2 separate regions of the Homo sapiens genome follow, and region 1 is linked to region 2. A link is a loop called in an ENCODE intact Hi-C map of the cell type or tissue named here. Cell type or tissue: psoas muscle. All regions are shown on one strand. Each heading gives the region's core, and the rest is flanking DNA. Links, peaks and the distances in the headings are about the cores only. Region 1 overlaps SOX6 (SRY-box transcription factor 6). Region 2 overlaps LOC107984370 (a long non-coding RNA gene).

What was found. Peaks named below come from ENCODE experiments on the same cell type or tissue, not always from the same donor. Only the 100,000 strongest peaks of a DNase experiment are listed, where the experiment ranks them.
Region 1: a loop joins it to region 2, with 4 times the contacts of the local background. A loop is called at or near these places in 5 of 110 quality-filtered maps.

What each region holds. Positions count from the first base shown.
Region 1 is chr11:15,987,190-15,990,118 of GRCh38, forward strand. SOX6 (SRY-box transcription factor 6) reads right to left here. Exons shown (of 16, transcript NM_001367873.1): 14 at 1,808-2,041. Among named protein-coding and RNA genes, the nearest start is that of MIR6073, 19 kb to the left of the region's middle. In psoas muscle, for the core only: a CTCF peak has its summit at 1,721; no DNase peak of the experiment used is centred there; H3K27ac peaks cover 525 bases.
Region 2 is chr11:15,851,039-15,853,967 of GRCh38, forward strand. The region is part of intron 3 of LOC107984370 (a long non-coding RNA gene); the gene reads left to right. Among named protein-coding and RNA genes, the nearest start is that of LINC02682, 58 kb to the right of the region's middle. In psoas muscle, for the core only: a CTCF peak has its summit at 1,349 (motif pointing right); no DNase peak of the experiment used is centred there; H3K27ac peaks cover 395 bases.

The DNA.
Region 1 (2,929 bases), core at 314-2,813, 140 kb after region 2:
GTCTCGCTGGTGAATAAAGCGGTAACAGCTGTGCAGACTGGATGTTAGCGATTCTTCAGTGGAGATTTTTCATACATAAACAAATGGAAAAGTTGTACAAATATTCTCTGCAGCCAGCAATATCCTAGTCTGCTTTAATAGCACATGCATCCCTGCTCTTTCCTGATTGTTGTTCAAAAGTTGTGTAGAAGGCCTAAGCAGATAGGCTTCTCTGTGTTCTGCTGGTTTCCAGCAGCTTAAAGCCCCAATTAACGAAGAATTCTTGGTGCTCTTGAAACGCTTGCACTTAAAACTTTACATTTTAATGAATATACTTACTATATTCCTAATAATTTTTTCACAGAATGCACACAAATAATATAGATTCCCCACAGCTGCCAAAATGGAAACAGAGAGGCTCTGTGCCCATCTGAAGGCTTACTCATATTGCTACTAAAAGGGCAGAAAAATATGAAAATCTTCAAGTTAGATATAAAACTGTAAGGCCAGAGAAGCACTGATTTTTTTTTTTTTTAGAATGTCATTTAACTAGAAAAAAAAAAATGTATGTCCACTAGGAACATTTTGGTTTGAAAGATATTTAAATTCAAAATAACATCCCTATGCATAACTCTGAAGCTCTAAAAATAAAAACCACACTTAATTGTAATGACATTTAGTATCCATTTTGAAATTAGAAAATCAAAAAAAAAAGAAAAACATATTTAACATTTCACCACTATTTGATCTTATGTATGTTTTAAATTTTTCTTAGAGGTCACTGCCTCAAAATGCCTCAGAATCAAGTTAAATTATTTATACAGTGACAAAACATGTGTATCTGTGCATGTCCAGATCACTGATATTTACTCAGGTTAAATATTTATTACTTTTGAACAAAACATTTAAAAAATTAAAACCACAGTTTAAGTCTCTAATGTTTTTCAGCTTCTTAAATGGCTTCCTTTGAGATTTTGTCACATCGTGACAGCTTTAAGTAGAGCAGTGCCTTCTGTGTTTTTCCTTTTTAAAGAGGAAACATGTTGACTGTAATGCTGCATGTTGAATAAAATATGTTTAACATGTTGAGCACAATAATTCCAAGCTGTACAATCCACACTAGGCAAGCTCTACACTAATAGAACAAGGCTTGAGTTTAATCCTGAGAAATAGAGAATCACTCTGGCAATTTACCACAAACTGGGCCTCTCCCCTGCAGCTCGTGTGTTCAGCTCACTGCTATGAAATTTGAACTAGTCATATCTTATTAAAATAATTGTAGATTTATTTTACAAGTTTTAAAGTGATCATCAGAGGCACTGTTTTGCACTCCATGAATTTCATACCATTTTGGGTTTCTAGTCCTTGATGAATTCTTTCAGTGGGACATATAAACCCAAGAACACTAAAGCAGAAAACTGTAGGGTCTATGAGTACTTCATAGCAACATATGAATTTAAGAGAACTGCACAGTAAAAGGAGATAAAGCTTGTCTCCACGATTCTTGTTTAGCAGTGACCTCTCAAGAGTTGCTAAATTCACAGTATTAACACATACTATAAATAGTTTTGTCTCTGAAATAAGTGTTCAGACAGTCCTGCCCTGGCACCTGGTGGATATAATAACTCCCAAACCTACATGCCACATTATGGGGTGGGGGAGGCAGACGTGATGACGAAGGCTCCTGCGGCAGCTGGCTGACCTTCGTCTAACTTGCGCCCGCCACAATCTCCCTTAGGATCCTAGTTATCCCCTTGCTTCCCACCCTGGTGGCACTCATGGGATTTGCAGGGGAGAAGATCAGCTTTAGCTGCACTGCTGCACTCACCTAAGATTTTGCTAATGTTGGAGTTATGCATGTCGGGGAAGGCCTGAAGGATTTTTCTCCTCTCATCCTTTGCCCAAACCATGAATGCATTCATTGGTCGCTTAATGTGTGGCTCGCTGCTGGCACGGCCGCGGGCGTCCCTGTAGACTCGTGCTTCAGCCACAGTGGCACCTCCTGTTGGCCAACAATAATACTGCTGTAGTTTAGCTGCAGAGCCATTCATTGCTTTACTTCCTGTAATGTCAGGGCAGGAAGAACAAGATGAGTGGAAAGCGTTATTTTGTGGATAATGTCACACAGCTTGCCGCCTGGGTCAGCTGTTTTCCCCAGGTCCTCCTCTTCTTTTCTAAGTGACTTCTTGGAAGTAGAAGGCAGGTTCAAATGACAGTTCTACAGGCTCTTCTGATGTAGCCCTCAAAGACACACTAAGAATTAATTTTGTGTGTGTTTTATACACCCTACCACATTTACTACAATAAATGGTAGGTGATCACAGAGCAATGAATGACATTACCTTATGGTAAACTTTCCTGCTGTAATTCCTTTCTTCAAAAACATGCTCTTACTGGTCATTTTAGACTCATTTGCCCCAGATCACAACCACTCTATATGTTTCCCAAAAATAGAATTGTTTTTCACAATATTGTCTTGACCTGTGCTCTTCTCACTGCCTAGAAGACACTTCTCCTACTCTTTCATGCTAAATCCCATTCAACCTTCAATCATGTTTCATGATTGAATGAATTAATTCAATGAAAAATATTTATTGAGCAATTACTATAACCTAGGTTTTATGCCAGGTGCTAAGGAGACCATGGTAAATAAAACAGCTCCTGCTTTTAAGGAGCTCACAGTTCAGAGTAAGGACAGACAATTATAACAAAGTGGGTGAGAGGTGCTACAATACTGACATTAACAGGGCACCAAAAAAGCACCAGATAGAATGGTCAGCTAGTGCTTCCTAGGAGATGTGATGTCTAAACCGAGTCTTCAAGGATGAATAGGAATCAACAAGTGAGTGGGAGAGGGAGTAAAGTCTGATGGGAAGGGTAATTCAGGGTAAAGGAACAGCACTTGCAGTGATGCTCCCCAGGCTGCACTCAGTCCTCTTGCTTTCAGGAG
Region 2 (2,929 bases), core at 261-2,760:
TGTGGGGCCCAAGACCTGAGTGGCCCCAAGTGAATCCTCAGCCCATTGCCCACTGCAGAGGAAAACTTAGTCTCCCCAAAAGGTTGAATGGCCGAGCCCTTCATGCCTCTGGGTTGCTAAGCAACAAACACTTCAAGTTTGGAAATCTTTATCCACACCGGATATATTATCCTGGCAAATTGGACTTTCAGATCTGGCAGCAATGGAAAGAGTAACTTTTTTAAAAATAGAGACAATTTAGATGATTTCAAAGACATCTGGTCTCTTTTTCCAGCAATGTCTGACTCTTCTCTTTCACTAAGCATATTGGATCCAAACACTTCACATGTACAAAAGCACAAGGTCCCCGAAGAAAGAAGTGTTTCAGTCGCAAAAAGCCGACTCACAGAAAGTGCTGCCAGTTGGAAAGGCCTAGAACTGACTAAGGCAACAGCAGCAGGGCATATGTTCTAGTTTCCTCCCTCTATTTGACCCTTCTTTTAACCTGGTTTCTTCCAAGTGCCCCTTCCCTCTCACTCTGATCCTCTCTGGTACTAATTCTCTTTCCCACCCTCTGTCTTGCATTCCCTCTTCTCCTTTCTCTTTTCCTCACTCCCACCTTTCTCCCAGCAAACTTCCATCCAGTTTTCTTTCTCTCTATCCTTCCTTCCCCAAGTTAGAGAAAACACAAGGACAAGAGTCAACACAATGACACGGGCCAGGATCCTGGGTCTTCTTCCTGCTTCTTCGGTGGGGGATGGAGTTGGTTGTTCATTCCTCCTTCACTCCTAAACAGTCCACAGGAGTGAACTTGTGGTTGAGGTAATCTCAGGGCACATTCTCCCTCCGCTGTGTCCTTTAAAAAAAAATTGAAGACAAACCCAAACACCAAATAGCTCCTCCACCTGCTTGCTAATGTCTAGAATTCCTCCAACAGAGGACATTACATTCCAGAATTAAAGACCAAGTTTCAAACATAAATAATAAACAACTCACATCTGGGCAGCTCTTAATAGTTTTGAAAACACGTCCAGCTGTTTCTCACAAATTCCCTCATTTGACCCCCACAATAATCTAGAGATGGAAGCATTATCATTGCTATCATCTCCATTTCAAAATGAGAAACCTGAGGCTTAGTTTAAGTACCTTTTCTGAAGTTACTTAAGGTGTAACCCAGATCCATCTGACTCTAACGTCCACATTTTTCTCCATGCCACTTACTTCTCCAAGAGGGAACCGTAGTGACTTGGCATGATGAGAAGCCTTCCCTAAGTTCTTCAGACCCCAGATTCCCCCTTGATCTCTACCTCTCTGAAATCCTTGACTTGTGATTATTGCTGTTGAAACCTGTCAGTGGGGTATGCTGCCACCAGATGGCAGATGACACTCTGGTTTCATGGAGAGCTCCAGACTTTTACCATAACTAAAAATGGGAGTCAAGTGTTTTTCCATATTTTTATCTCCTTATAATCAAAATTATAGTTCACTAAAAAATAGCCAAACAGCATTCCACATCTACAAAGATGAAGATGACGTGAAGCAAAAATATATACAGTTGTCCCTCGGCATTCTGGGGAATTGGTTCTAAGACCCCCTACGAATATCAAAATCTATAGATGCTCAAGTTTCTTACATAAAATGATGTGACATTTGAATATAACCCATGCGCATCCTCCTGTATATTTTAAATCATCTGTGGATTACTTATAATACCTAATACCATGTAAATGCTATGTAAATAATTGTTACACTGTAATGTTTAGGGAATAATGACAAGGGCAGTCTGTAGATGTTCAATACAGACACAACTATCCATTTTTAAAAATATTTTTTATCCGTGGTTGGTTGACTCCACAGATACAGAAACTATGGATATGGAGGGCTGACTGTATTTAAAGGAATAAATTTACATGATATACTTATTTGATAAATTTGATAAATATATTTATTCGAGAAACATACATGATGTATTTATATACATGATATACATACACCATATATTATATATATAATGGACCTTGACTATTAACAAGCCTAACTCATTCACAGTCTACATCAAGTTTCTGAGATATTGGCAAAGGCATTTTAGGGTTATTGCCTTCTTATCCTGGCCACTCACTTCCCTAAATACTAGCCCAACTGGAGAAGACAGAATGGTTCTCAAACTTTAGTGAACATCAGAATCACCCGGAGGGCTTTGTTAAAGCACACATTTCCACATCGCAACTCCTGAGTTTCTGATTCAGTAGGTCTCAAGTGGGGCCTGAGAATATGCATTTCTAACAAATTCCCAGGTGATGCTGATGCCACCAATCTAGGGACCACATTTGGAAAAGCACTGGGCTAAGGCAAGACACCCTGTTTGACTGTCGTAAGTTCCCCCTTTTCCCTTGCCTCTTACCAAGAGTGTGGAGAAGAGAGATTGAGCTCCATGGCCTCCTGGCCAGAATCTGGGGTCTTACTGTGAATGACTAACCAACAGCCTCAAATGCTGTGGCTGGCACAAATTAACTTTGGGTCACTTTCAGTACATATTTCTGCCATTCATTGCCACCTTCTGATCAGATGTTCTCTGATATCAATGCCTATCAGCAGATCATTAACTATACCGACAGGAAATGCTAACATCTATTAAAGCTGTCAGCACTGAGGTAAGCAATGCTTTAATTAGCTCATCTAATTGTCGTAATAATTAATTGAGAAAGACAATATTATTAACCCCCTTTTACAGATGAGAAAACAGAGGATCAAGATTACAAACCCAGTACATTGCAGAGCCTGGACTAAATACCAGCTTTTGTCTATCTTCAGAAGATAAGCTCTCAGCTTTTAGATACTGACTCTTAAGTTTCCAATGTGGATACTAAAAGTTAGATTCCTGCCTCCTCAAGTCAGTTTCTTCAGGCTCCTGTGGCTTCCGTTTTCCCAGCCTTCTCATTTTCCCTACTGG